Regions from separate parts of the Homo sapiens genome. Here region 2 is linked to region 1. The links are chromatin loops, found by intact Hi-C in ENCODE. Cell type or tissue: chondrocyte. All regions are shown on one strand. Links, peaks and the distances in the headings refer to the core of each region. The heading gives the core; the rest is flanking DNA.

The links. Hi-C counts contacts between places; a loop is a spot of excess contacts. Peaks named below come from ENCODE experiments on the same cell type or tissue, not always from the same donor. Only the 100,000 strongest peaks of a DNase experiment are listed, where the experiment ranks them.
Region 2: it touches region 1 in a loop (5-fold over the local background); 2 of 110 quality-filtered maps call a loop at or near these places.

Annotation. Positions count from the first base shown.
Region 1 is chr11:76,799,858-76,816,887 of GRCh38, forward strand. LOC124902720 (a long non-coding RNA gene) reads right to left here. Exons shown (of 3, transcript XR_007062789.1): 2 at 17,007-17,030; 3 at 12,844-12,927. Among named protein-coding and RNA genes, the nearest start is that of TSKU, 25 kb to the left of the region's middle. RefSeq lists enhancers at 7,508-7,557, 7,638-7,687, 10,609-10,698. In chondrocyte, for the core only: CTCF peaks have their summits at 7,740 (motif pointing right), 7,972, 10,545 (motif pointing right) and 10,745; DNase peaks (open chromatin) are centred at 6,438 and 7,734.
Region 2 is chr11:77,182,837-77,191,817 of GRCh38, forward strand. It overlaps MYO7A (myosin VIIA), which reads left to right. Exons shown (of 49, transcript NM_000260.4): 26 at 232-321; 27 at 1,752-1,879; 28 at 6,508-6,634; 29 at 7,184-7,303; 30 at 7,861-8,034. Among named protein-coding and RNA genes, the nearest start is that of MYO7A, 59 kb to the left of the region's middle. RefSeq lists enhancers at 1-277, 8,406-8,907, 8,908-8,981. In chondrocyte, for the core only: CTCF peaks have their summits at 5,706 (motif pointing left) and 5,934; DNase peaks (open chromatin) are centred at 1,055, 1,465, 1,815 and 5,705.

The sequences.
Region 1 (17,030 bases), core at 4,467-12,466:
AGCCTGGGCAACATAATTTAAAAATCTAAAAATTAACCGGGCATGGTGACGCCTGTAGTCCCAGCTACTTGGGAGGCTGAAGTGGGAGGATAGCTTGAGCCTGGGAGGTTGGATGACAGAGTTAGACCCTGTTTAAAAAAAAAAAAAAAAAAAGCAAAGAGAGAAAAATAAAAATAAAAGAAAGACAAAAAAGAAAGAGAAACAAACAAAGAAAGAGAAAATACCTCCCTGAGCCTGGGAGGTTGAGGCTGCCGTGAGCCGAGATTCTACCACTGCACTCCAGCCTGAGTGACAGAGCTAGACCCTGGAAAAAAAAAAGAACGAAGGAAGGGAGGGAGGGAGAGAGAAAGGAAGAAAAGAAAGAAAGAGCAAAAAAGGAAGAAGGAAAGAAGGAAAGAAGGAAGGGAGGGAGGGAGGGAGGGAGGGAGGGAAAATATCTCCCTCCACAGGACTGTGTGTAGAAGAAATGAAGTAACATTTGTAGAGAACCAAGTACGGTGCCTGGCACAAAATGGCAGCCTCTAAGTGCTCTTTCCCGCCCTCATCCAACCATGGAGTTATGAAGTAGATTACAGAGCCATGTAGTCTGAGTCTGTTTTTTATAACTCGCACTCAGAACTGAAGAATTTTGTAAAGTTCTGGGACTGTAGAATCACAGAACGACACCCGGTAATCCACAGGGTCATGGAGTAGGTACTCACCGTCAGCTGTGGCCCAGCTCACCACCATGGGTCAGCAGGGTCACCAGCCTCTTTATGCCTTTCACAGTAATGCAGCGGCCAGCTATGGCTATGTGTTCCTCATGCTTTGTGTACATGCCATCATCTCCTCACAACTGCACCAGGTGTTTTTGTCACCATACAGATGAGGAAACCAGCATAGGCCAGGCTTTATCTGTCAGGTGGCAATTCTCACATTCTTCCTTGTCCTACCCCAGGGGCCGGGCCAGCTGTGTAAATCCCATGAATCAGAGAGGGTAGAGGTGCACTGATAAACCAAAAAGCACTGGGATTCCATTTATTTTTTATTTTCAAATAAGTTGCAGAAGTTATGCAGTTCTACATAGCTCCGATCAGACTGTGGATTCTAGATCTTAGAGTATAAAAAGCCAAAGGTCAAAGTCAAAGTCCTTTCTCTCCTGGCCCCTTTTCACGGATGGGGAATCTGAGGCCCAGAGACGAGTAAGTTCCCATGGTCCATGGCCAGGATTCTGTGCTTCAGAACGGCCTATGTAATTTGTGGGACCCAGTATAAAATGAAAATGTGGGGCCCCTTGTTCAAAGTTATTAGGATTTCAAGATGACAAGAACAGAGCATTAAACCAAGCACAGGGTCTTTCTATGGTTTCACTGCCCATGAAGCCAGCCCTGCTGCCATTTGATCATCTCATTTCTAGAGGAGGGGCAAACACCCAGACAGTGTTGGTCAGGATGGCAGAAGAGAGTAGGTGTGGATTTGTGTGTAATCCAATCCCTCTGTAGTTCAGGGAGCCAGTTAGACTCTTCCAAATGCAGGAATGTCCCTCTGTCGTTATCACACAACCCCCTGGTTTCCCCACCTTGCCATGGCCAAAAGGCTTTCAGAGGGAAAAGGCAGCTAAAGAGGTGGATTCTACCACCCAGCTGCCACCAAACCAGCTCATGGGCTGTTTCTCTGGACTGCCAGGAATATGGGGGGGCAGAGGCCTGCCCCTTGCTCACTTTATGTGCTTACAGAATTTAAAGTCCACCAGCGCTAAAGCCCACTCATACCTAATCTCCACCAAGGGCACTGTCTATGACAACAGAGGTCATCATAGGCTAATAGGACCTTGCCCATCAATGTTCAGTGTTCCTTGTTGGCTAACGTTCACCAGGGTGCAAATGTTGGTTGATATATAATGTTTATCATATGAATGACAGCTTCCACCAATGACCAATATCCACAAAGGGAAAATGTCTGTTGGAGGCAGTGTCTGCTGTATATCAGTGCCCAGTGTTCACTGGTAGCTAATTGCAATTATACTTGCTCTGTGCATCAATACCCAATGTCAGTCCATAGCTCGGCTTCTAACGACAGCAAATGTCTATCCAGTTAAGTCACATGCCCTGTGTTTATTCTTCTCTTTATTTATTTAAGTACTAGTGGTTCTGTCTACAGGGATTATTGTGTTTGTTGAGCTTGGAGGGAAATTCCCCCTGTGTTTATTCTTTAGTTCCCAAACCTATTTATTATTTTCTTTTGCATATCCATTAGATAGTCAAAGTGTTCTGAACTGGAGGTACAAACACATTCATGTTTCTTTTTGTCTCCCTTCCCTCCCTCCCTCCCTCCCTCCCTTTCTTTCTTTCTTTCTATCTCTCTCTCTCTCTCTTTCTCTCTCTCTCTCTCTCTTTCTTTTTTCAGGGTCTTATTCTGTCACCCAGGCTGGAGTGCAGTGGCGTGATCATAGCTCACTGTAGCCAATCTCCCATGCACAAGCAAGCCTCTTGCCTCAGCCTCCTGAGTAGCTGGGACTACAGGCATACGTCACCATGCTCAGCTAATTTTTTAATTTTTAGTAGAAAAGGTCTGGTCTTGAACTCCTGAGCTCAAGAAATCCTCCCACCTCAGCCTCCCAAAGCGTTGAGATTACATGTGCAAGCCACTGTGCCCTGCCATGTTTCTTAATATATGCACATATGTATATGTAACACATAAATAATTACATACATAATACAGGAAGACACAGAAATAATTACATACATGATACAGGAAGACACAGAAAAAGAGAAACTGGTCTGATACCAGAAGTATCAACTCAGGAACAATTTTCTACTAGCTGAGCCTCAGAAGCAGCAACTTTTCCAAAGTGAAGTGATGAATGGAGGCGCCAGCCCTCCTCCTCAGGTTAAGAAAGGCAAAGAGCCCTGCTTTTGGCTGTAAAAAGCCAGGTTCCCTAATCAGGTGAAGGCCTGAGGCAGGGACTCCTTAGGGCAGTGTAACTAGTAGCCAAGGCACAGGCTCCAAAGGGAGGTTGCCTGGGCTCAAGCCCGGCTCTGCCACTCACAGCTGGGTGTCCCGGGGTGAGCCTCTCAGCCCCTCGTTCAGCCTCAGTTCCACATGTGTAAATGGAGGTCTAGTAGCTACCTCACAGGGCAGTTGTTGAAAATAAGCTAATGCTCCTAAAACCCTGAGAACAGTGCTCTGTGTATGATAAGTGTTCATAGACGTCACATTATTTATTTATTTTGAAAATTCTTCTTTTAGTCAAACTTATAAGTTTTCTGTGGCTCAAAATATTCTCAACCAGGGTTTCTTTAGTGGCCATCAGCTCCCAGGGGGTGATATCATGGAAGCTGTTATGCTTAGGAATTTGTTTAAAAAGACGTCCTGCCCTGTGCCCCAGTACATTTCAACACCACCCAGCCACACAGCCGCCTTCTGGCCCAACACTCTTAAAGACACAGTGCTTGGGAAATGTCCTCATGCCCCTTTCCTGAGGCAGGTTTGCCACTGTTTCCCCAGGCCTGGCAGTCACAGATGGCAGTCACTGACCTGCTGTGATTTGAGAGATGGAGAGAAAACCTTCCACTCTTCTTATTCTCCCTAATAGCCTCAGTCTCTGCCTTCAGTTCCACATTTCCCTTTGGCGTAAGCTATGATTGTCGTCCAAGGCCCCTCCTAGATAGGCAAGGACTCATGATACCAAGAGTGTGATCAGGGGATAGAGATGAGATGTCTGGGTTGGATGCGGGAGTGGGGTATTTTCTAACTAATGGGGTGCAAGGGGTACCTGAGCATGCTCTCAAAATGTGTTATACCCTAAAAAATGTTTTTAAGGTAGTGTGTTGATATAACAGTTGTTAAGACCATGATGCTAGAGGCAAGATCGTGAGATCCATAGAGAAGGTAGTTGAAGGGTAGGGCCTTTTATTCACATATATGCTGCCTTCTCCACCAACTGATGTGATATCCTTTTATATTCGTGACTCCAGTGAACCCACGCCTCTGAGGATTTACACCCTTGTATTTGTACTCCTCTTGAGTCTGGGCTGGCCTGTGACTTTAATCAGTGCAATGCAGAAGTGGTTCAGTGCCAGTTCTAAGACTACAAAGAGAAAGAAAAGTTCAACCTTCCAATATCCCAGCAGACATCAGGCCCCAGCTGTGTCACCAGCTTCACGCCCACGAGTGACCACAACAAACCCAGCAGAACCAACCAGCGCATCCCAGCCCTGGTTGCAGAATCATGAGTAAATAAAATGGTTGCTGTTCTAAGCCATCGTGCTTTGGAGTGGTTTCTTATATGTCAGTAGATGACTGAAACAACCAAAGCCACAGCCTCCGCCTCCCCCAGCCCCATTCCCCCACTCCTCCCCACTTGCTAACCTCCATGAAGCCCTGGGACTTGGGCAGCTGAAGGTGCAGAAAAGATGCCAAATGAAAAAGCCACCCTCCTTGACAACAACCCAGCTGAGGGGAGCAGGCAGAGAGGGGCGGTTGAAGGAAGCACGCTGCCTGGTGTTTGAAAGCATATGAGGGGCTGCCCTGAGCGCATCTCCTTACATTCTTGTCTCAAGACCACCCAGCAGGCATGGCCCCTCCAGGTAACCTTGCACTCTCCTCCCGGACCCCTCCCCAGTCCCCAGACAAACCCACCTCTCCCTCCTGGACTCTCCATGGGTCCCTTCTCCCCACCTGCCACTGGGATCAGGAAGAATAAAGACCTGAACTCACTGTCTTGTTTTTTGTTGTTGTTGTTTGCTTGTTTTTTGAGATGGAGTCTTGCTCTGGCACCAGGCTGGAGAGCAGTGGCACGATCTGGGCTCACTGCAACCTCCGCCTCCTGGGTTCAAGTGATTCTTCTGCCTCAGCCTCCTGAGTAGCTGGGACTACAGGAACGTGACACCAAGCCCAACTAATTTTTGTATTTTTAGTAGAGACGGGGTTTCACCATGTTGGCCAGGATGGTCTGGATCTCTTGACCTTGTGATCTACCCGCCTCAGCCTCCCAAAGTGCTGGGATTATAGGCGTGAGCCACTGTGCCCGGATTTTTTTTTTTTTTTTAAAGACAGAGTTTGCTCTTCTTTCCCAGGCTGGAGTGCAATGGCATGATTTCAGCTCAATGCTACCTCTGCCTCCGGGGTTCAAGCGATTCTCCTGTTTCAGCCTCCCAAGTAGCTGAGATTACAGGCACCCGCCACCACACCCGGCTATTTCTGTATTTTTAGTAGAGATGGGGGTTTCACCATGTTGGCCAGGCTGGTCTCGAACTCCTGACCTCAGGTGATCCACCCGCTTCAGCCTCCCAAAGTGCTGGGATTACAGGCATGAGCCACCACGCCAGGCTCACTGTCCTGTTTCCATCGGACCAAGGGACTCCCAAGAGGGGAACTGAGGCTAAATGAGGCCAGTCACTGTGTGGGGGCAGGTGGAAGCTGCTCAGAGGGGAGGAGGTGGAGGGGACAGACCAGCACTCCCAGAGGACCCTGGGAAAGGTGTAGCTTTTGGGCGCTTCCCGCAGACTGTGGGCAAAGTCATACTTAGTGCAAGCTTTAAATACTCTCCCCACACACAGACACAAACACTGTCATTCCTGGACTTGCCCCACCCACCGGTAACATTCGACATCCTGCTCAGACACGTGAGGCTGGTGGGGAGGGGACAGAATGGGTGCATGCTGGGCATGTGGGAGTGAGTCTGGATTCTAAACAGACCTCAGAAGTGACTACACAGACATCCTTTGCTAACATGTTCTAAAGAAGGGTGACCTCAAGGATAGAGGAGGAGAGGGGGAGGAATGAATGCTTCCCTGTCCTCGCACCCACCAGCCTGATTAGCTCCCACTCATCCCTCCTACCTCAGCTGCCATGCCACCTCTTCTGGGAAGCCCTCCCTAACCACCTCCCCTCATCCTACGACAGGCAAAGTTAGACGTTCCTCCTCTGTGCCAGCCCAGTACCTGGTCTTGCCTTCAGAGTGATGCTCATCATATTTACTTTGTGTTTATTTTTCCAGCTTCCACTCATCCCCAGAGGCAGGAACTGTTCCTGCCTTGCTCCCCACAGGGTCCATATCACCTAGGCTGGTGCCCAGCACATAGTTGGTTGTCGATTCATATCTGTAGGATTAATAAATGGGTCTGTTATATCCGTTTTACTGATGGTGAAATGAAGGACCAGAGAGAGTAAGTGGCCTTTCCAAGGCTTCACAGCAAGCTTGTGGAAGAAACCACCAAGAAACCAGCTCTTGAGACTTCCAGCATTTGTTCCAGTTCCTCTGCAAGGGAAACCCCCATTCCCTGCTCTCTCTTTTTCCCCTCCTCACAGGCAGCAGGTATGTGCACAGACAGGCCTGGAGCTGGGCTAGGGTAGGAGTCCCCTGTGAGGCTCCACCTCTGCCTCTCCAGCTCCTTGGCCGGGACCCACTTCTGCTCCAACTCTTGCTGGCCATTAAGTCTGTGCCCCGCCTCACTCAGCCCGCCGCAGCCCCACTGCCTGTGGAGAGGTGAGTCCCACCTCTCTGAGCCTGCTCCCTTCCCCAGCCATAAGACGAATCAGCCTAGGAGATTCTGAGGCTCCTTCAGCCAGGAGGGCCTGTGATGCCCTGTGAAGACGGAAGAGGCTGGGGCCAGCTCCATGCTGCCTGCAGCGTGGCTCAAAGCACAAGCCTTCACCAAACATCAGAAAGGCCCAGAAATCTCATTTTTTCCCAAATGTTCCAGAATTTGACTTCAATGTCACATACTTTTAAAACTTCCCCGTGTGTGGGGAGAGGGTAGGGAGTCTTAGTTTTCAGTTTTTCAAAACAAGCAAATCCAGATGATCTTACTGCATAATCAGGTTTGGGCCACACTTTAAAGTTGACATGGATCTTCCATTTCATACCACACCTCATTTGCTCTGTGCAGCCTTCCTGTGAGGACAGCAGGGCAGGGCTTAGAATCAGCCCATTTCACAGTCAAGGAAAACGATGTCCAGACAGTAGGTGGCAGGGCCTGGGACTTACACTCAGAGGCCCTGTCCCAAATTATGTCTGCTTCCTGCTCTCCACAGAGTGATTTGAGTTGAAAGGAGAAAAAAAAGAAAGAAAAAGAAAGAAAGAAAGAAATTAAGGAAGGAGTGGGAAGGAAGGAAGGAAAGGAGAGGGAAGGGAGGGAAGGAGGGAAGGAAGGGAGGGAAGGAGGGAAGGAATGAAGGAAGGAAGGAAGGAAGGAAGGAAGGAAGGAAGGACAGAGAGAGAGAGAAGGAAGAAAAGAAAGAAGAAAAAAAGGTTGCGTATAATAACTTGATTGGTAGACCTGCCGGAGGAGCCTGCTTAGCCCTGGCAGGAGGCTAAGTCATTTGGTGGGAAGCCCTTTCTCTAGGGGATGGGGTGAGAGATGACAAGAATAATAAAACTCTGAGACAAAGCCAACAGCATGCTGAGTGACTCAAAGGATTAGGGCAGCCCAGGGAGTAGGCCCCTGGGTCTCAGCGTGCAGGATTTGTCCCCACATACACGTGAAAGCCATGTGTTTGGCAGAGACACCACAGTCCTAGCCATGGGGCATCCAGAGATGGACTAGAGCCAGCCCTGGCCCCAGTGGCTTTCCATCCCATGGGAGAGTCGAATGACTGCAATACAAGGTGAAAAGTGACTGCATAGGCAGGGCACGAGCTTGAGTTCCCATCTGACAAGAGGGGCAAACTAGGTGAAAACTTGCAAGAATGGAGTTGCGGGCGGAGTGTGTTGCAGGTCTCCAACTTGTCACGGAGTTTGTGCCCACCAGAGGGCGCTGCCTTAGACACTCCCGTTCCTTTCTCCGCCCGCCCATTGCTCCCTTTCTCCCTGCCCTGTGCCGGGCTTGTCGCTCTATACACAGGCCGGGGGTTAGAGGGGTCCCCACAAGAGGAAAGCGAAGGGCAAGCTCAGACGCAGAAGTCTGATGAGCAGCGGTTTTCAGCAGCCACCAAGGACTCCACTTTCACATCTTCCCCTCCGATAAAAGAACTTTCAACCTGGTGTTTTATAGAATTTAAAAAATAATGTTTATTCAGCAGGCCGGGCCTGGTGGCTCATGCCTGTAATCCCAGAACTTCTGGAGGCTGAGATGGGAGAATTGCTTTAGTCCAGGAGTTCGAGACCAGCCCGGACAACATAGTGAGACCCTGTCTCTAAAATAAATAAATAAATATTTTTTAAAAAGTAAAATAAAATTCAATAAATAGTTTAGAGGGTCTCCTGTGTCCAGACCCAAAGACAAGTACTGGGGAAAGAGCCATGACCACAGACCACCTTGGTCCCTGCTGTCATGGAGGTGGTCATCTACGGGGAGGGCCAACAGTAAATGGGTGCCTGGGCATCTAAGTAAGTGAGGAGATGGTGAATGCTACAAAGAGGGCAAATTGGAGCACAGTAGAGGTGACGGGGGTGCCGGCAGAGGTAACGCGGTTGGGTGCTACTCTCACGTTTGAGCTGAGACTTAAAAGAAGGGAGGAAGCCAACCCTGCGGGGACCTGAGGAACCTTTTCCAAGGGAGGAAATCTCGGTGCAAAGACCTCAAGGAGTGAGTGAGCTTGGCACACTCAGGAAGGACGCGAGGCTGGCCGGGGCTTGATGGGAGAATTGAGGGCAGCGAGGCTGGCTGGATAGACCACTGTCAGTGCTGCGGATTTTACTCCAGTCACAGCAGGAAGCCAATTAGAGGCCTTTAGACAGAGGTGACACAGGCTCTGGGGACACTTTACAAAGATTGCCCTGGCTGTGAGTGCCAGAGCAGAAGCAGAGAGATCCATTAGGAAGTCCTTGCCATAAACCAGGAAGGAGATGAGAGTGACTTGATGGTAGCAGTGGAGATAGGAAGAAATGTAGGAATTTGGGTCTGTTTTAAAATAAAAATAAAACTTGCCGATGAAATGACAGGTTATTCGGTGCCAGGCGCTGAGATGTACACTTTGTGTGTATTGACTTATTCATTCTCGCTATATATAAAGCTGTTTTACAGAGGAGAAAATGGAAGCTCAGGGAGGTTAAGTAATTTGCCCAAGGTCCCATAGCCGATAAGTGACAGATTCTACATTTTAAAAACGAGTCTGTCGATTCCAGAGCCCACAAACAGACTGCTCAATGCAGAGAATGGGAAGCAAAAGATTAGACATACAGAATCAGAAATGGAATCCCAGAGTGCTAGTCCAACAACTTTGACGCAGGCTTCAGCCCAGACCAGAGACTTGTCTCAACTGTTTGGTTGTTCTCTTGGCCAAGGACAGCTGCCCTGGGATCCAAAAGCTCATCAGAGAAAGCTCCCAAGAGCTCAAGTCTGCATTCTTCCCCTCCTTGGGTAACCCACTCATGGTCACCCAGCCAGTTTAAATCCTGGGTCCTCTGACCTTCCTGTCCAGGCCTCCTCCCTATCCCCACAGAGCCCGCTCAGCACAGGGTAAGACCAAGAACATCACGTGGCCACTGCTCACGTCAGATGAGAGCATGGCATATTCCCCTCCTGAGTTCTTGGCTTTTTAACACGGACCTCAGAGCTTTAACTAAAAGTATTTGACTATGCATCCAGGTGCTGTGGCTCATGCCTGTAATCCCAGCACTTTAGGAGACCGAGGCCAGTGGATCACTTGAGATCGGGAATTCAAGAGCAGCCTGGCCAACATGGTGAAACCCCATCTCTACTAAAAGAACAAAAAATACAAAAAAAAATAGCAAGCCTGTAATCCCAGCTATTTGGGAGACTGAGGCAGGAGAATTGCTTGAACCCAGGAGGCAGAGAGAGGCTGCAGTGAGCTGAGATCACACCACTGCACTCCAGCCTGGGCGACAGAGGGAGACTCCATCTCAAAAAATAAAAAATAAAAATAAAAAAAATTGGCCGGGCGCGGTGGCTCACGCCTGTAATCCCAGCACTTTGGGAGGCTGAGGCGGGCAGATCACAAGGTCAGGAGATCAAGACCATCCTGGCTAACACGGTGAAACCCCATCTCTACTAAAAATACAAAAAATTAGCCGGGTGTGGTGGTGGATGCCTGTAGTCCCAGCTACTCGGGAGGCTGAGGCAGGAGAATGGCATGAACCCGGGAGGCGGAGCTTGCAGTAAGCCGAGATCGCGCCACTGCACTCCAGCCTGGGCAACAGAACGAGACTCTGTCTCAAAAACAAACAAAAAAATTGATTATGTGGAGGCACCCAGGCATAAAGGTAGGTCAGCAGGGAAGGTATTTTGCTCCTCAAATTGGGGTGGCAGAGAGCTGGGGTACCTTGAATTCAATCATTCCTACCATGTTCAAGCTGCGTCACAGAAGCGTGGGACATGAACACTGTTTACAACCCATTTCTAACAAGCTCAGAGCCTGCTGAAAGAGTTACCAAGGTAATCAGCTGGAGCCCCCGTCACAGGGCCTGGCACACTGAGGGGTTCCTTCCTCCGCTCCCTGAGGCTGGGGTTCAGGGAGCACATCCCAGGACATGACGCCGTGTCGGTTTTGACTGGTCAGTACTGGTGCGATGCTAGTGTCAGTCCTTTGGCTTTCTCTGCCCGCTACATGTTAGGTCTAATCCATCCCAAGTTAGGATTGGGTCATTATTTCATTGGCACTCAGCAGGGGGCGCTGATAAAACAATTTAATTCAAAGTGTAGCCAGAAATTATGGAGGAAAAGAAACTAAAAGTAACAATCATAAAATGAGTAATTCCTGTCTACCTGAATGGCATGTAATGTTTCAAAGCAACTGGATGTCCCAGATATGTTTGATCTTCACAAAAACCTAGTGAGGAAGTTGCATTGTTAACACTGTCCGCTCTCCGCTCCCTGTAAAAATGAGGACAGAGAGGAAAGGAGAACCCTGTCCCTGCTCCTTGGCCTGGTGAGAGTGGGTCACTGGGAAGACACCAGGAAGGAGGCCAGGAGGCAGGAGTGTTACTGGTAGAGGGTGTGCAGGTTCTTGGCATCTTGAACAGAGAATTGGACAAAACGCACAAAGCAAAGAAAAAGAATGAAGCAACAAAAGCAGAGATTTATTGAAAACAAAAGTACACACCACACAGGGTGGGAGTGGCCCAAGCATAGGGGTTGAAGAGCCCCATTACAGAATTTCCTGGGGTCTAAATACCCTCTAGAGGTTTCCATTGGATACTCGGTGTATGCCCTATGTAAATGGAGAGGATATTCCCTGTCATAGCTGAAGTGTTTCCATTTGATTCACTTCTAGGAAGTCCAGCATGAATTGGCCTTAGGTTCCCTGCCTCCAGACCATATTCTCCTGCCTTATTTCTCCCCTGAGAGATGTGACCCCATAAATCTTTATAGAAGGCAGAGGAACGGATGGTCTTTCTTCTTTAACTACTTTATGCTGGCTTAGGGCATAGTCCCTACCTATTGGGGATCATGGAACGCTAGCCCTGCTCTGTTTAGTGGAGGGAGGATAGTTCCTTGATGGCCGGGGGTGGTCTCTTCACTTGGAACTGGCTGGAACCCATGTTGCATGATCATCTGAAGCTTGATGGTCTCTGAGTAAGAGGAAATGAATTTGGTTAAAAGATTTAATGGGAACTTCAGGGGCTGGGTACCTTTGCTGTCAGGAATGTTTGTTATAGAGATTTGCAGGAGAATAACAAAACCTGGTCTGTGATCTGTTCTAGGATCTATGTGTTTCCTTAAAGTCTTAACATGAGCGACTCCATTTTGGTTTGGTTTGGTCTGTTGGGGCCTAGTGCATGAGCTCAGTTCAAAACAATGGCCTCCCATAATTTTGTTTAAAAAAAATTACCCCTTTTTGGTCACGTTCTCACCTAGGTGAGAACGTGACCAAAACTTACGGCCTTAGCACCACTCTCAGTTACCATCATTTTGGGTTTCTAGTCTCAGAACATCATTCATAGGTTATGGTGTCCTCATGGTCACACATTTCTTTCAGCTCTTGTCATTCCAGTTGAAGAGAGACCATCTGACATTCTAGAGATGGCTGCATGCAAATATTTAAAATGTCTGAGAGAATACAGTGCACCAGGGAGACTATTATCATGACTATTGGGAGGATAATACCAAGAGTTTGGAGTATGCTCCTTACCCAGGGTCCCCATAAACCAAACCTCCTAAAATTAAATAGATTAAAGAATGAGCTACGTAAAGAGTCTACTCACTTAACTAAGCAGGGTCTTCGTTAATCTGCTACAACTGAATCTCTATAATACCCAATGTTTTTTCCATAGGCCATGAGGGCCAGCAGCTTCACAGATACTTCTCTGTTCAGCCAATTCGATCATAACCTTCACAAGAGAACTTAAAGTCTGTTGTGTAACTGTAGCCTTTACAGTAGAATTTGCTATAGAGCCTATCTTGAGGGATACATTTCTAATCATTGCTTATTTTACTCCAAACCATGGAAAAGGACCTAACTAATGATGCCCTTCTAGAAGAGTGAAGGCCTCCTGACAATGTTCTCTTTAACCTATGATGTGCATTAAGAGGAGTGAACCAATGTTCTGTTTCTGACTGATTGTGAGGCAATGTATGTACCATTAAGGTTTCTCACCTACATTGGGCCTCCATCTTTTATCTATCAAAGTACAAGGTTATCCATGTATAAGACTAGCTGCAAACTCCTTCACAAATAAAAGTATACCCCATAAGTGCACATAACAGACCCCTTTTCCACTTCTATTATTCGTAGTGGCATAGGCAAGGAAAAAAATATTCAAAGATAAGGATCTCATGATAGTTGAGAAGTCTTGATTCATGATCCTGGGAAAAGCTGTTCACATCAAGTATGCCATCTTATTCTGGGGAGAAACTTCCCTAGTTAGCTTTACCTTAAGGATTCCAATGGATATACAGTTCCAAGAATGTGGAGGGACCCTTCTCAGTTGTGAGATTATAAACCCAAAGTTCAAGGTCCCAAAATTTTGCTGTAGTGTGGATGGCAAGGACAGTCTTTCTCTGATGTTCTCAGAAGATCCAAACCATAAAAAGCTTTCTTTACCTGGTGAAAATATACCATAGCATAATAATCTACTGTTATAACATCAGCCCTCTTGCATCGGAAAGCTTTTATACAACCAGAAAACATGCATTGAAAATAACAATTGAGGCAGGGTGCAGTGGCTCATGCCTGTAATCCCTACACTTTGGGAGGCTGAGGTGGGCCAGTCACTTGAGGCCAGGAGTTCGAGACCAGCCTGGCCAACATGGTGAAACCCCATCTCTACTAAAAATACAAAAATTAGCTGGGTGTGGTGGCACGTGCCTGTAATCCCAGCTACTCAGGAGGCTGAGGCAGGAGAATCCCTTGAGCCTGGGAGGCAGAGGTTGCAGTGAGCTGAGATCATGCCACTGCACTCCAGTCTGGGTGGCAGAGAGAGACTCCCCAAAAAAAAAAAGAAAAAAGAAAATAACAATTGAAAGAAATTCCTTTATAAAATGTTTAAATGGCCCATCAGGTGACCAAATGTACCTGAAGCTTTGATTGTTTTCCCAGAAATATGGGACCAAACATTGGTTATAAACTATTTTAGCAATGTATAAGTCACCACACCAATATATTCAATTTGGATCATTTTATCTTTTCCATGATGAGTTGTGGAATGCAGAACTTTTAATAATAAAACCTTGAAGGACTCAAGAAGGACAAGGTGGTCATCCTGGTTCTCCATGAGTCCATGCTTAATTAACATTAGACTTATATCCTCTTGAATACCAGTTGTTTCTTCAAATTATTTGAATAGCACTGGTAACTGATGGGTTATCATAAGTAATTTGACTTAGACCATGGAGTTCATTCAAATTGTATATCTAAACAATTTCAGTATCAGCTGGTTTAACATGAAAATCTGACAAAATATTTTCTTAGTATTTAATTAATTTTTTGTTCTACTTGGATTAGTAGCTTTATACAAGGAAATTTAGTTATTTCTGTGGTTTACAATCAGTTAACATAATAACCATAATTATGATTGATAGCATATACTCAGACATATTAGAATTTTGGAAATCCCATACAATTTTGGAACATATATTAATATTTCACACACAGAATTTTTTATAAGATTTATTTTTTAAAAACCTTCCACAACTTGTTCAAACCTTTAGATTTATCTTAACTTAAAACAATTCTTTAACACTTGGCAAAAAAAAAAAATCCACATTCCCATGCCTTCTTATAATCTTTTACCAATAACACATTTTACTCTTCTTACACACCTTGCATGTAAAACAGTTTCTTCAGTAGTCTTGATTACATGTTACAATGTTAACTCTTTGCAACTTTACTTTTAGTGAAAACCTTGGTAAGTTTAGGATTTTTTTTTTTTTTTTGGGACAGTGTCTCGCTCTGTCACCCAGGTTGGAATGCAGTGGCATGATCTTGGCTCTGACTGCCAGGTTCACGCCATTCTCCTGCCTCAGCCTCCTGAGTAGCTGGGACTACAGGCACCCGCCATGACGCCCAGCTAATGTTTTGTATTTTTAGTAGAGACGAGGTTTCATCATGTTAGCCAGGATGGTCTCAATCTCCTGACCTCGTGATCCACCTGCCTCAGCCTCCCAAAGTGCTGGGATTACAGGCATCAGCCACTGCGCCCGGCCAAGTTTAGGATTTTAATTATGTACAAGGTGTGGAGCCTAGGACCCACACAGAAGTGCAAATAAAGTCTGACTTCTTCCAGTGTCTAACTCCACATGTCCCAGGTCTTACCTAGCTGTAAAGCAGGCAGGTTGTACAATTAAGAGTCATGGTGTCATTTTATGAAGCATTTAGGTGGCCTAATCACCTTTAAATAGTACATTTCTTGCATAAATTCTCTTTCATAAATTCTTTCATGACATACACAGACGATGTATGACATGCTTGGACTTTCTGATTTGTCCTAAACATTCCTCTTTTAAACAACCAATTATTTTACTTTAGGACAAAAATTTACCATATAAGATCCTTTCGTATGTAAAATATCTTTTCTTTATAACCTTCTTTGCATAGCTAGGGGGCATGGCTAATTTCACACATCCCCAGGCCTTATCTAGAATCTAATGCTCCAAAATAAATTGAACAATTTTTAAAAGTCAAAGAAGCAGTTTATGACCTAAAGTATTTAGCAAACCTAGTATCTGACCTGCATAATTTAAGCCAAATGTTTACAATTTTTGAAGATATTTTTATTTTACCAATAATCTTTAAAACTGTCTTTGTTCCCAAAGATTACTTAAGTCACATGAACTAAATAAAAGGCATTGGATGGCCGGGTGCTGTGGCTTATGCCTGTAATCCCAGCACTTTGGGAGGCTGAGGAGGGTGGATCACCTGAGGTCAGGAGTTCAAGACCAGCCTGACCAATATGGTGAAAGCTCATCTCTACTAAAAATACAAAATTAGCCAGGCGTGGTGGCTCATGCCTGTAGTCCCAGCTACTCAAGAGGCTGAGACAGGAGAATCACTTGAACCTGGGAGGCAGAGAGAGGTTGCAGTGACCGGGATCATGCCACTGCACTCCAGCCTGGCGACAGAGAGAGACTCCATCTCAAAAATAAAATAAAATTTTTAAAAAGGCATTACACTTTCTACTTTTCTGACAAAATATTTAAGCTCTTATATCAGGGGAACCCGCCCCCAGTATTTCAATGTAGGTTCTTTCTATTTTCCCTAAGTGTTGGCTGGTCTGAGAAATAAAGAGAAAGAGTACAAAGAGAGGAATTTTACAGCTGGGCCGCTGGGGGTGAATCACATATCTGTAGGACCATGATGCCCACCTGAGCCGCAAAACCAGCAAGTTTTTATTAGGGATTTCAAAAGGGGAGGGGGTGTAAGAACAGGGAGTAGGTCACAAAAATCACATGCTTCAAAGGGCACAAAGGAGAACAAAGATCACATGCTTCTGAGGAAACAGAGCAAGGACAAAATCAGGAACTCCTGATAAGGGTCTATGTTCGGCTGTGCACGTATTGTCTTGATAAACATCTTAAACAACAGAAAACAGAGTTTGACAGCAGAGAACTGGTCTGACCTCAAATTTACCAGGGTGGGGTTTTTTCCCAACCCTAATAAGCCTGAGGGTACTGCAGGAGACCAAGGCATATTTCAGTCCTTACTCAACCATATAAGACAGACACTCCCAGAGTGGCCGTTTATAGACCTCCCCCCAGGAATGTAATTCTCTTCCTGGAGTATTAGTATCAATCTTCCTTGCTAGGAAAAGAATTTAGCGATATCTCACCTACTTGCACGTCCATTTATAGGACTCTCTGCAAGAAGAAAAATATGGCTCTTTTTGCCCGACCCCGCAGGCAGTCAGACGTTATGGTTTTCTTCCCTTGTTTCCTAAAATCACTGTTATTCTGTTCGTTTTCAAGGTGCACTAATTTCATATTGTTCAAACACACATGTTTTACAATCAATTTGTACAGTTAATGCAATCATCACAGTGGACCTGAGGTGATGTACATCCTCAGCTTACGAAGATAACAGGATTAAGAGATTAAAGTAAGACAAGTGTAAGAAATTATAAGAGTATTATTAGGGAAGTGATACATGTCCATGAAATCTTCACAATTTATGTTCCTCTGCCACAGCTCCAGCTGGTCCCTCCGTTCAGGGTCCCTGACTTCCCACAACACTCTTATTATTATTAAACCAATCAATTAAAGCTCTTTTACATTACACACACAACACATATAAATACACAGACAGGCAGAAGATAAAGGACTCATTCCCTAAGCCAGGAATTGAAACCTAAACCTGGGCCGCCATTGTGAAAAGAGAAAGCATGGCCACATGGTTACAAGGTCAAGCTCCCAAGGACATGACTGACCAGTTTGCTGGGCAGCCTTGAATAGCGAGCCTATAGGTTCCCAGGCATGCATTTTATCCTAAGGTGCCCCTCTTTATAACAGAACAGTATAGAAAGTCACATAAAGCACTCCGGATTCACTACAGTTTAAGACCAGCCTCAGAATTCTTTTTCTGTATTAATCAAAACTTTGCAGAGGAGATAAACAGTGACTTTTACCATTTATTTAACCAGTTTGCAGAGAGAGACAGAGACCAGAGTCTGACTGGTAAGAAATTCTTACCTTTTTGCTGGCATGTCAGGCTTC
Region 2 (8,981 bases), core at 848-8,847, 380 kb after region 1:
GCAGTTGGAGCCAGCTCCCGTACTATGTTTTTCTGAGTCTCAGTTTTCCTGACTGCCAGTTGGCTAGTGGGGGTGCAAGGGTAGGGGTGAGCAGGTGGACGGTGGCAGTGTGGGGGACACCCTGTAAGCTTCACGTGGAAGCGAGACGGTTCCCCGCAAAGTCTTGCTGTCGGGGGTCTCGACATTGCTTTCTGCTCAGCCACTTGACCCTGATCCCTGCTGGTCCTGCAGGCCCAGCTCCCCGAGGGCCAGAAGAAGAGCAGTGTGAGGCACAAGCTGGTGCATTTGACTCTGAAAAAGAAGTCCAAGCTCACAGAGGAGGTGAGGGCAGACGCTGGGGGTCTGGCAGCCCAGGGGTGGCTGCCTTAGGTGGCCTAGGCTGGAGCACAGCTGAGCTGGGGGCCCACGGAAGCAGGAGCAGGAGTGGACACTGTCTGTCCTCAGGGGTCTTGGCTGGCCAGGGACAGGACAACATGAGTGGGTTGGTGGGCGATCAGGCAGACAGGAGTGTCTGAAGAGGGTGGGATCTCAGGCCGGGGGTGGGAAGGGCTTCCTAGCAGAGGGCACTGAGCAGGGGAGGCCGGTAGCGGCACAGCTGAGAGGGAATACACTTCTAGCCGGGCACAGACCCGAGGCACTTGGTCCAAGGACCTTTGAGGCATGGGAGCTTTCTGTGGAACAAGAGTGCTCATGGAGCATGAACAGGATTAATTTATTTGAATTCATTCTTCAGTCACTTTGCCTTTTCTGGGCACTGTCCCAGCCCTTGTGCTCTGGGGTTGTCCAGGCTGGTGTGTGTGTGGCAGGGGAGGATACACTGGAGAGGCAGACACAAACCAAGGCATTCACAGCCTTGGGGGCCAGGCCCCCATCCCCACATTTGCACATGCCAGTCCCTCTGCCTGAAACTCCTCCTTTCTCTGCCTGGGGTCACCTCCTCCAGGAAGCCTCCCCAGCTCCTCCACTGCAGAGTCAGGGGCTCCCACTTCACCTCTGCCCTTGTCCTGTCCCCACCTGAGGCACAAATCCAGCCTTGCAGGTGTGTGGCCTCAGATTTGAATCCCACCTCTGCCGCTTAGTATTCAAGGGACCCAGGGAAGAAAATGCCCACTCCGTGGGGTCCTGGGAAGAAGGCAGAAATGGCAGCCGAGGGTGTTCAGTGGTGCTCCCTGTCTGCACCACCCACTCCTGCCGCTCGCCTCTCACTCACCCTACATCCTCTGGGCAGAGCTCGGGGCTTGTGCTGTGGGCTGTGTGGGATGAGAGAGGAGAAACATCTCATAAGAACTGGTGTGAGGCTGGTCACATCGGGGCTAAGGGTGTTGGTGACAGAGTGGTGGTGACTGGTGGTTGGAACCTGGAGTATACTCCAGGTGCCACAGTTATGTTGGCGGGGGCACCCCAGAGAGATAGGGGTCCCGCTTGGAGTCAGAGGATCATGTCCCTGTCCTGGCTGAGAGGACCTCCCTGGGGTGGGGTGTGGGGTGCAGGGTATCGAGGAGGTGGCCAGAGGAGCTCTGTCCCCAGAAGTGGGTGGCACCGGGCCAGTGTGCCCCTGCTGTGTGGGCCAGTTATTGGCCCAGCATCTGCTGTGCACGTGGCAGGGGTAATGACAGTGATGGGGAGCCCAGTTCTTCTGCTCACTCCTTAGATTCTGTTTTCTGGGGAGCAGGCAGCCTCGGGTGCTGGTGCCCTGGCTGGCAGGGGAACACCCCTAACTTTACCTGCCCTGTCCTCTCCCTCTGGCCCAGGTGACCAAGAGGCTGCATGACGGGGAGTCCACAGTGCAGGGCAACAGCATGCTGGAGGACCGGCCCACCTCCAACCTGGAGAAGCTGCACTTCATCATCGGCAATGGCATCCTGCGGCCAGCACTCCGGTCAGTGCCGGGAGGCGGGGACACCAGGGCCTGAAAGTCTTTTGGTGGCTGAGTGGTGCCTCTGTCAACCTAGCAAGAGATTAAGCCAAGCAGGCCTGGGTTTGGCTTCGCTGCTAGCTAGTTGGTGGAGTTAGGACCTTGGTGGAGTTATTTCATCTTTCTAAGCCTCTGATTCCTTGTCTGTAAAGGGGGAATCCTAAAACAGGCATCCCTTGGAGATATTGCAGGTTCAGTTGAAGGCCACAGAAATAAATATCACAATAAAGAGAGCTGCAGAAATATTTTGGTTTCCCAGTGCATATAAAAGTCATATTTATACTATACTATAGTCTATGAAGTATGAAATAGCATTATGTCTAAAAAATGTAGACATCTTGATTAGAAATTAATGCCAAAAATGCTAATGGTCATCTGAAAGTTGTATCTATTTGCTGGAGGGTCTTGCCTTGATGTTGATGGCTGCTGACTGATCAGAGTGGTGGTTGCTGAAGGTCGAGGTGGCTGCGACAATTTATTAAGATAAGACAACAGTGAGATTTGCTTTCACACAAAATTTCTCTGTAGCATGCAATGCTGTTTGACAGCATTTTACCCACAGTAGAACTTCTTTCAAAATTGGAGTCGATCCTCTCAAACCCTGCTGCTGCTTTATCAATTAAGTTGATGCAATATTCTAAATCCTTTGTTGTCATTTCAACAATGTTCACAGCATCTTCACCAATAGATTCCATCTCAAGAAACCACTTTCTTTGCTCCTCCATAAGAGGCAACTCCTCATCCACTGAAATTTGATCATGACATTGCAGCAACTCAGTTCCATCCTCAGGCCCCACTTCTCATTCTAGTTCTCTTGCTATTTATTTCCACCACATCTGCAGTTACTTCCTCTTGAAGTCTTGAGCCCCTCAGTCATTCATGAAGTTTGGAATCCACTTCTTCTAAACTCCTATTGATGTTAATAATTTGACCTCCTTCTACGAATCATGAATGTTCTGAATGGCACTGAGAATAGTGAATACTTTCCAGAAGCTTTTCCATTGATTTTGCCCAGATCCACCAGAGGAATCACTATCTATGGCAGCAATAGTCTTATAAAATGTATTTCTTAAATAAGACTTGAAAGCCAAAATTACTCCTTGATCCATAGGTTGCAGAATGGATGTTGCATTAGCAGGCATGAAAATAACATTCGTCTCCTTGTACATCATTTTTTTTTTTTTTTTTGGAGACAGAGTCTCACTCTGTTGCCCAGGCTGGAGTGCAGTGGCGCCATCTCAGCTCACTGCAACCTCTGCCTCCCGGGTTCAAGCAATTCTCCTGCCTCAGCCTCCCGAGTGGCTGGGACTACAGGTGCCCACCACCACATCCAGCTAATTTTTGTATTTTTAGTAGAGACGGGGTTTCACCATGTTGCCAGGCTGGTCTTGAACTCCTGACCCTGTGATCCACCCACCTCAGCCTCCCAAAATGCTGGGATTCCAGGTGTAAGCCCCTGCAGCCAGCCTCTTGTACATAATTTTTAAGAGCCCCAGAATTTTTGGAATGGTCACTGAGCATTGGCTTCAATTGAAAGTCAGCAGTGCATTAGCTCCTGACAGGAGAGTCAGCCTGTCTTTTGAAGCCTTGAAGCCAGCCATTGACTTCTCTCTAGCTATGAAAGTCCTAGATGACATCTTCTTCCAATAGAAGGCTGGTTCATCTACATGGAAAATCTGCTGTTGAGTGTAATCACCTTCATCAATGATTCTAGCTAGACCTTCTGGAAAACTTGTTGCAGCTTCTCCACCAGCACTTGTTGCTTCACCTTGCACTTTTATATTTTGGAGACAGCTTCTTGCTTTGAACCTCATGAGGCGATCTCTGTGAGCCTCCAACTTACCTTCTGCAACTTCCTTACCTCTCTCAGCCTTCATAGAATTGAAGAGACAGTCTTCCTCTAGATTAGGCTTTGGCTTAAGGGAATGTTGTGGCTGGTTTGATCTATTCAGACCCCTAAAATTTTCTCCATATCAGCAAATAAGGCTGTTTCACTTTCCTATCATTTGCATGTTCACTGGAGTAGCATTTTTGATGTCCTTCAGGAACTATTCCTTTGCATTCACAAGTTGGTTAACTGCTTTGCACAAGAGGCCCAGCTTTTGGTCTATCTCGGCTTTCAACATGCTTTCCTCTCTAATCATTTCTAGCTTTTGATTAAAAGTGAAAAATGTGCGACGCTTCCTTTCACTTGAACACTTAGAGGCCATTTTAGGGTTATTAATTGGCCTAATTTCAATATGAATGTGTCTCAGGGAATCAGGAGGCGTGAGGAGAGGGAGTGAGATGGGGGAATGGCTGGTTGGTAGAGCAGTCAGAACACATCTAACATTTATCAGTTAGGTTTGCCATATTCTATGGGCACGATTCATGGTGCACAAAACAATTACAATAGTAACGTTAAAGATTAGTGATCACAGATCACAGCAAATATAATAATAAAGTTTGAGATATTTCTAGTATTGCCAAAATGTGACAGAAACGGGAAGTGAGCACATGCTGTTGGAGAAATGGTGCTGGTAGACTTGCTCCATGCAGAGTCGTCATAAACCAATTTGTAAAAAATGCAATGTCTGCAAAGTGTAATAAAGTGAAGTACAGTAAAATGAGGTGTGCCTGCAGTAGCTACCTCATACATAGGCTTGTGGGAAGATAAAGCTATGAAAACTGTGTAGCACCAGACCTGGAGCATAGTAAGCGCCCCGTAGATGGTAGCTTTGATCATCATCATCCAACATGCATTTCCTGCTTTAACCCCGCTGCCGCCAGCTCACCTCCAGTCACCCACCCTAGGCCCACGGTTAAGGTTACTGTGCCTGGGAATCCTGCAAGTACCTCCTTCCCCACAGGGCCAGGAGAGGCCTTTACCCAGGTCCCTGGGGTTTTGGGGAGTTGAAGGGAAGACCCAGGAGTCACCAGGAGCCACCAAAAAATCAACTCAGCTGATGAGAGGAGGGCTAGGACTTTTCTGAGAACAGTCTCTGCATAGGACAGGTCTGTCGGGAGAGCTGATGCCATGAATGTGTGCATGCTGGTTGGGAGGACAGCAGGATGAGGCAGGGACCAAGCCCCACTTTCCTGATGGGGAAACTGAGGTCCAGAGTAGGGAAGAGATTTGCCCAGGGGTCACTAGGCCTCCTGCCTCCTATCAGGCCCCCGTTTTTATCTCCCCAAGGCTAGTCACTACCTCACCGGGGTGGCCACACTGCCCAGGGCCACCTGCCAACAGGAGGAAAAGGCAGCTGCTGCAGGCGTGTCTCAGGGGCAAGAATTTGCCTCCAAATTATCTCACCATCATACCTAAAGCTGACACTTCTAGGAAACACGGTGCCAGGAGCCCTGAACCAAGAGTCCAAAGGCTGGGGTGTCAACTCCTTGAGGGGCCTCACACGGCTAATCCCTCCCTGCTCTCAGCCTCTGTCTCCCCATCTGTAAAGTGAGTGGAGACTCCCAGCTGCAGGTGATAATATCTCACTAGTCTGTGGCAAGGTGGGAAAAGGAGGGATGTTTCTGAAGCTAAACTTGTTTTCTTTAAAGGACTGCTCTGAGACTTTGCCCTCCTACTGTTTGGAAATTTAAAATTACCTTTGTTTTATGAGATAATTGGGATCTAGATAGTGGGCAGGTTGTGTGTGTTATAAATGTTCTCATTTATCATGATAAAAAAATGGGTAACTTCAGAATTTTCTTTGAAATTATAAACTCTCAAAACTGTTGAGCCACTGAATTAGGTAATCCCAGCCATCCTTTGGGAGAGAAGAGCAGCAGTGAGTGCCCCCTGGCGGACACTGCATCGTCATGTGTCCTGCCCTTGTCCTTGAACAGGCAGGCTGCAGTCTTAGAGTACTCAGTTTGCAGAAGAGAAGAACAAGCCCAGCAATAATTGCAGCTGGCATTTATGAGGGGTTCACTGTGCCTGGCACTGTGCTAGGTGTGTCATAAGCCTTGGCTCATTCATCTTCACAGCAATCTTGTAAGGATTCCTTTAAAATGAACACCAAAAAATTACCTTAATTGTTTTCATCCCATTACAAAAGTCATACATGGCCCCTTAAGTATTCACACATTACAGAAATATACCAGAGACAAAGTCCCTACTCATTCCATCCCCCAGTGACACCCCAGGATGCTTTTCCTGTTTCCGCTTTGTCCGTTGCCATGGGTAGAAGTTGCACCTGCTGCCGTGACTATGGGCTGGGATCAGAGAGGCGAACTCACCTGCCTGGGCCACCAGCTGGTTAGGAACGAGGCAGAGGCGGGGACTGTGCTTCTCATTAGCATGGTCACCTGTGGCTGTGGCTGCGGCTGCTGAGCCCAGAGCAGGATACGCACCACCCTGGATGGTGGGGCCCTGGCTGTGGGAACTGGATTGGAGTTGGGGAGGTGCTTTATGCCCGATGATCCTGTCTCCAAAGCCAGACCCCAGCCCTTGGCTCAGCCCTGCCACCCAGCCTCACTCTGCCTCCTCCCGGGTGGTCTTGGCAAGTTGGAGAGGACAGCTGTGTGGCGTCCCACTGGCTGCTAGGAGGAGGTGGGGACCGGGGCTGTTCCTGTGGGGTGATTCCCCCTCCCTTGCCCTGCTGCCTGCCCAGGGACGAGATCTACTGCCAGATCAGCAAGCAGCTGACCCACAACCCCTCCAAGAGCAGCTATGCCCGGGGCTGGATTCTCGTGTCTCTCTGCGTGGGCTGTTTCGCCCCCTCCGAGAAGTTTGTCAAGGTAGGAAGGTGCCTGGCCTCCTGGAGTGGGAAGGGGAGCTAGGCCCTGTCCCAGCACTGTGGGGAGAGCAATAGCCAGGGGCTCCAAAGGGCCTGGTCACAAGGCCCACCCGGCCACTCCTTACTGAGCCCCATCTTCCTGGCACCCCCTCCTCTCAGGCAGCCACCTCTTTTCCCCACACTCCCCTCAGCCCCATTCTACTTAGGAGGGGGCTGAGTCTGACAGGAGCGTGTCCCAGGCCCTCTGCACCCTCGTCTTGGGGCAGGCCCTGGGCGCTGGGGTCAGAGTGGAGCAGGTCATGGCAGGACCGACCCGACTGGCTGGTGCTGTGAAGGGGTATGGGGAGGAGCCACTAGGCTAAGCTAGCGGGAGGTGGGGGAGGCCACAGACGTGGCTGGAAATAGATGGTGGAGCTGAGAGGGTAGGGAAGCCACAGAAAGCAACCTGGCCTGGAGGAGCGGCCTCCAAGTGCCGGGAGGGCCTGGCGGCTGCCCTCAAAATCCACATGGGGAGCCCCAGGGGCCGCCTCAGCGGGTACTCTGGCTGCAGTACCTGCGGAACTTCATCCACGGGGGCCCGCCCGGCTACGCCCCGTACTGTGAGGAGCGCCTGAGAAGGACCTTTGTCAATGGGACACGGACACAGCCGCCCAGCTGGCTGGAGCTGCAGGTTCGTGCGTGTGTATGCACGTGCTCGTGTGCATGTGTGCGCACGTGTGTAAATGCGTGTGTGTGTGTGTCCAGTGCACTCGAGTGCCCCAGAAACATTCCCTGCTTTGAGATTCTGTGGTTCCTCAGACACCTACCCTCAAGTTCTGGAACCCCAGGCCCATCGGAACAGAAAAGCCCCCAAAGGATGAGGGACTCCATTTGCTGGCCTTACGGTCAAGACGACTTGGGCAAAGGAGATTCCCTCTGTGTCTCAATGCCTTTACCTGCCACATGGTGAAGGTTATATGAAGTGATAGCAGAGACCCCTGGCCTGTGGCAGTGCCTGACCTCTCAGCCCCAGGCCCTGGCTCAGGGGTCCTAAAGGTCCCATTGGGGTGGGGTGCACAGCAGGGCTCCCTGGACACCTGTGACAGGGACAAGCAGTGTCCCAGTGAGGTACTGGGGCCTGGGGTGCTGGGGCACCTCCAACCCCACAGAAAGCAGAGAGCCAAAGTCCAGAGGGGCAGGCAGGTCTGAAGGGAAGGGACCCCACAAACCCTCTTGGGGCACTTCCAGGCCACCAAGTCCAAGAAGCCAATCATGTTGCCCGTGACATTCATGGATGGGACCACCAAGACCCTGCTGACGGACTCGGCAACCACGGCCAAGGAGCTCTGCAACGCGCTGGCCGACAAGATCTCTCTCAAGGACCGGTTCGGGTTCTCCCTCTACATTGCCCTGTTTGACAAGGTATGGCCGCCCGGAAGCACCTCCTCCCGGAAGCACCTCCTCCCGGCCCCACTCCGGGCTGCCAGTGCTGCCACCTACTTGCCGGGGCTATTCACCCTTGAGCACCTCGGTTTCCCCCTGAGCCTGTGCTAATTGGCTCTGCCTGACTCCTCAGGACTGCCGAGAACTCGGCCAGGTGCGGTGGTTCACACCTGTAATCCCAGCACTTTGGGAGGCTGAGGCGGGCAGATCACAAAGTCAGGAGTTCGAGACCAGCCTGGCTAATGTAGTGAAACCTCGTCTCTACTAAAAATACAAAAATTAGTGGAGCACGGTGGCGCACGCCTGTAGTCCCAGCTACTCGGGAGGCTGAGGTAGGAGAATCACTTGAACCCAGGAGGTGGAGGTTGTGGTGAGCTGAGATCGCACCACTGCACTCCAGCCTGGGCGACAGAGCGAGACTCCATCTCAAAAAAACAAACAAACAAAAAACTGCTGAGTGCTCTTCAGCACCTGAGGGAAAACCCAGCAGTAGGATGTCCTCAGTCCTGTGTCCTCAGGCCCAGTGAATCCTCTCCTGGTGCTGAAGGAAGAGCATGGCACAGGCTGATGGGAGGGCTGCGCAGCCCTTGTGTGCAGATGGGAATGGAATTCCCTCTCAGGTTGCCACGGCATCTGATGGAGAAACTCCTCAGCAAACAGGAGTTCCTTCACACTTGCCCTGAAGCAGCTGGAGTGTGGGCGTCCCGCAGACTCACCTCGGAGGCTGGAGCCTCCTCGGCTGAGCGGGACCTGGGGCTTGGGTGATTTTGCCTCCACCCCCAGCAACGTCATGCTCAGCAGAGGGGCCCCCGCCCACAAGCCCAGGGGAGGTACCGTGTTGCTGGACACAGTTTGCCTGGATTTTTCTCACCGATGCTCTTATGTTTCCAGGTACTGTCTGTTCAGTTTCCCAAAAAGCTTCCACT